Regions from separate parts of the Homo sapiens genome. Here region 2 is linked to region 1. A link is an interaction called in ENCODE POLR2A ChIA-PET data of the cell type or tissue named here. Cell type or tissue: IMR-90. All regions are shown on one strand.

The links. Peaks named below come from ENCODE experiments on the same cell type or tissue, not always from the same donor. Only the 100,000 strongest peaks of a DNase experiment are listed, where the experiment ranks them.
Region 2: POLR2A ChIA-PET joins it to region 1 with 10 read pairs; 3 of 35 experiments call an interaction of 5 or more read pairs at or near these places.

The regions. Positions count from the first base shown.
Region 1 is chr2:226,483,425-226,485,924 of GRCh38, forward strand. No RefSeq gene overlaps it. Among named protein-coding and RNA genes, the nearest start is that of MIR5702, 170 kb to the right of the region's middle. RefSeq lists an enhancer at 506-1,007. In IMR-90, no CTCF peak of the experiment used is centred here; a DNase peak (open chromatin) is centred at 1,057; H3K4me3 peaks cover 212 bases; H3K27ac peaks cover 1,123 bases.
Region 2 is chr2:226,755,221-226,757,720 of GRCh38, forward strand. The region is part of intron 1 of IRS1 (insulin receptor substrate 1); the gene reads right to left. Among named protein-coding and RNA genes, the nearest start is that of IRS1, 43 kb to the right of the region's middle. In IMR-90, no CTCF peak of the experiment used is centred here; DNase peaks (open chromatin) are centred at 81 and 1,071; H3K27ac peaks cover 2,101 bases.

The sequences.
Region 1 (2,500 bases):
TAGCCTGTATGAAAGCAGGAAAGGGAGACATTTTTTCCACTGTTTGCACTCACTGCGGGATTTGGGGTATACCACACAACAGAGGACATGTCTCTCTAAGCACAGGATGAAAAGAATGTGCCTCAGAGAACACAGCTTTTTTGCAAACTCAATTGGTTTACCCAGTTTATATATTATAAATTTTGTCTCCATTATCCTCTTATTCAAACAGATGCATGTGCACACACACACACACACGCACACACACACAAATTGGAAGAAAGTCAGCCAAAACCAAAAAGACCCTGTAGAGAAGCAAAAGCAAATGAAAGGAAGACAAAGCTTTAAAAAGAGGAGAAACAAATGTTAAAAGGGATCACAACCCAGGTTAAGAATCCTAGAAAAGGGAAAGCAAAATATTTGAGCACCGTAAAAAGGAAAATATTTCAAAGGAGTGAAAAAACACCCAGCAGAACTGCAGTTCATGAGTGAATTTATGAACTATCACTTCCTTTCAAGCCCATAGGAGGAACACATGGATCAGCTTCTATCTCTCTCTAGTATCTTGGCTGTTTCCATGTTTTTCTCACCATATCTCACATTTTTCTTCATTTGGTAGTTTTTTTGTTTTTTTTTTTTTTCAAACCTCCCTCCTTCTCAGGAGGTGAATAGAAGGTGGCCCCTCTATAAATGACTATTATCCCTTCGGGGTGAGGAATGTGGAAGAACCATGTCAGGAATTCCAAGCAGCCCAACAGCATTAAGCTGAGGCAGAGTTGTTTGCAGAGGGAAAGCGAGAGAGCCTGGACACACGAATAATGGAGCTGATGTCCTCAGAAATCATTGCAGCTTATGTTTCCCATTTAGGTTAAAAAAAAAAAAACTGATAGAGTCACAAACAGGCACTATGAACTTCTAGCATTTCGCTTAGATACAGAACTTATTACTATGTGTTCCTTCCTTCCATTTCAGACTTTGGGGCAAGAGAAGCAGTCACCTCCCAGAATTTTTCAAATCCTGCCTTGTGCAGCAAATATCACAGCTGCACCCCTCCCGTATTATGCATTCATGAGGTAACTCACAGAGGAATGCATTCTTCCCCAAGAGCTGCTTTGCTGGAGTTTCTAGAGTAGAAAAGAATTAAGTGTAGATATGGCAGAGATCCCCAAATTTTATATTAGAAAAGAGAAACCAGAAACCAGACTTAACTGCTTTTATATGTGTGTGTGTGTGTGTGTGTGTGTGTGTGTGTGTGTGAGAGAGAGAGAGAGAGATGGAGATAAATAAAAACATAAACAGGTATAGATAGGTAGATTAGATAGATAGATATATCTAGAAGAAGATCAACAATGTATATGTCAGAGGCATGTGAACCAGAGCAACTCCATCTTGAATAGGGGCTGGGTAAAATGAGGCTGAGACCTATTGGGCTTCATTCCCAGATGGTTAAGGCATTCTAAGTCACAGGATGAGATAGGAGGTCAGCACAGGGTACAAGTCATAAAGACCTTGCTGATAAAACAGGTTGCAGTAAAGAAGCCAGCTAAAACCCACCAAAACCAAGATAGCCACAAGAGTGACCTCTGGTCGTCCTCACTGCTACAATCCCATTAGAGCCATGACAGTTTACAAATGCCATGGCAACGTCAGGACATTACCCTATTGGTCTAAAAAGGGGAGGCATGAATAATCCACCCCTTGTTTAGCATATCATCAAAAAATAACCGTAAAAGTGGGCAGCCAGCAGCCCCCAGGGTTGCTCTGTCTATGGAGTAACCATTCTTTTATTCTTTTACTCTCTTAGTAAACTTGTTTTTGCTTTGCACTGTGGACTTGCCCTGAATTCTTTCTTATGTGAGATCCAAGAACTTTCTCTTGGGGTCCGGATCAGGACCCCTTTCCTGTAACACCTATATGCGTATATATATATATATATATATATATATATATATATATACACACACACACACACACACACACATACATACATACGTGTGTGTGTGTGTATGTATATATATATATAATATATATAAAATATTTCAAAGGAGTGAAAAAACACCCAGCAGAACTGCAGTTCATGAGTGAATTTATGAACTATCATTTCCTTTATCATTTTCTATAACATATATATGTGTAAACATATACACACACATATATATATGTGTGTGTGTATATATGTATAAAATATATATAAAATATTTCATAGGAGTGAAAAAACACCCAGCAGATGGAGTGACATGGGGAAACATTTTGCTTGTTTCCCCATCTAAACTTCCCAAACAATTGGCAAGTTCAGAGCCAATTGCTACACCATTGATTGGGTTATGGAAGGCTCCAAAAATGTAAGGGGCCAACACAAGCAAAATGTTTCCCCATGTCACCCCATCTGCTGGGTGTTTTTTCACTCCTTTGAAATATTTCATATATATCATATATATATATATAAAGGTGAGATGGGGAAGCATTTTATATATATACACACACATATATATGTATGTACACACATATATACACACACACA
Region 2 (2,500 bases), 270 kb after region 1:
TCCTTTGACGTTAGAAGCCACGAAAGAACAGAAGATTAAAAAGTAAATCATAAACAGCTGCATCTCGCCTCCCAGTGTTTACATTCTTAGACATCCACTTTTTAAAAATATTCCCTCTGTAGATCAAAACATGCTGTACTTTGAGAAGGGGAAAACAATGACGTTAACGTTAAAATATTGTACAGTTTACATATAAACAGAGCTAAGTTTATGCACATCATTCTAGTTGGCAGTAACTCATCTGAATGGCTCAAACTGAGAGCTATAATTAAGTGTGTTAATTATCTGTGTACACAAAAATCTAAAATATATATGTTCCTTATTATAGAGCATAGAATACAACTGGTTTAACAAATCAAAATAATCCAAAAAGCTTTTTCAAGTTAAACTTGGGTGCTCTGAAGCTGGATGAAACTAGGTTCAATTACTGGGGGAAGTCTGTTTCTTCATCCCATCCTTCCCCTCCCCACAACTTTGTATTCCTTTCCCTCAGTACCTTTTCTCTTTCAATTAGTGCCACCCACAAATACTGCTCAGCTCATTACTGACACTCAGGCTTTAAAAACTGGGTGGCCCCATACCAAGAACCATTTTTAAAATTACTGCCTTCAAGCATTAAAATGCTAATCCAACAGAAAGCAAAGCTTAAGAGCATGGAGCTCCTCCTCCCAAAAACATACATGTATATGGGAGAGAAGCACGGATGAGCCACATGTTTAAAATTCTAGTTTGTAACATATTCAAGAGATAAGCAGTTGGCAGAAAGCTTTCAAAACACAATGCCCATTCACAGACTTTATGCACTCACTTTCAGCCTTATAAAGGGAAATACTTCATTCTAAGAAGGATCTAAGTTTTAACATAATACAGGCCAACTTCCATCAGAAGCAGCAAATTAATATCAGTGGTAAGAAGGCTAGTAAGTTCAGGCAGATACAAGATTTAGGGGCCCTGAATTATCATTAAGAAAGCATTTATCTTATACCCGCATGTCTAAGGTACAAGCCAAGGTGAGTCACCAACTCATCTGACTGAAAGTTCTGTTGCTAAAATCTGGTATCGCTGACCTCACTGAATCAAAACATATATGCTCCTTTGAAGGTGGTGAAACATCCCTAGTCAGTGAATCACCATCTCTCAAAAATCTCCAAGGATTATAGGTAAACATGAGCCCTGCCACTACAAGTCAAAGTCTTGATATCCAAAGAACTGGCTCTGGTGTTAATGCATGCCCAAGGTTTAATGAGGATGAAGAAAAGAAAAAAAACAAACTAACATATTTTCCCTTTAGAACACAACTAGGACACATGGTTTTTTAAATCAGATGACTTATTGATCAATTATAATATGCTTATTGATGCAGAACAATAGCAACGTGACCTAAGGCTCAGGGATTCAATCCACAACTGGGATAGGTTATAAGGAAGAACAGAATTGTCTCCTTTAAAATACAATGGCTCTGGCTGGGCGAGGTGGCTCACGCCTGTAAGCCCAGAACTCTGGGAGGCCCAGGTGGGTGGATCACAAGGTCAAGATATAGAGACCATCCTGGCCAACATGATGAAACCCCGTCTCTACTAAAAATACAAAAATTAGCTGGGCACGATGGCGTGCGCCTGTGGTCCCAGCTACTCGGGAGGCTGAGACAGGAGAATCACGTGAACCCAGGAGGTGGAGGTTGCAGTGAGCTGAAATCACGCCACTGCACTCCAGCCTGGTGACAGAGTGAGACTCCGTCTAATAAATAAATAAATAAATAAATAAATAAATAAATAAATAAATAAAATACAATGGCTGCTTTCCCTAACAGGCTGTATGTAGCCAAAGAGAGGCCTAACTGCTTATGTGCTTGCTTCCAATGACAAAGTGCGTGTGTAAGAAGCACAGATATACTTGACTGTTTATAAACTACTGCAATTAATAATTTATGACAACGACTGCAAGTCATACAACATCTGAGGGTACCTATAATACACTAAGCAAGAAGCTTTCACTACTAGAGGATGGTACGGTTTGAACTCTCCTGGAGCCCTGGTTCTGGGCATTCAGTAGGCCAGCAGTTCCCAAACATGTTCTACAGAACATGAGCTCCATGAGAAACAGTCTTGTGAGGCTGAGGCACAGTGGCTCACAACTGTGATCTTGGCACTTTGGGAGGCTGAGGTGGGCAGATCACCTGAGGTGAGGGGTTCGAGACCAGCCTGACCAACATGGTAAAAACCAATCTCTACTAAAAAATACAAAAATTAGCCAGGCATGGTGGGGTGTGCCTGTAGTCCCAGCTACTCAGGAGGCTGAGGCAAGAAAATTGCTTGAACCCGAAAGTGGAGGTTGCAGTGAGCCAAGGAAAGAAATAGAGTCTTGTGTCCAAAGACATTTAGGAAATATCTCCCTCCTGACATCTCTCATCTCATATTAGAGCTTGATATTTTGTTTAACCATGTGTTTCCTACACTTATAATCTGAAAATATGTAGTTTTCATTTCATATCTGTGCTAAC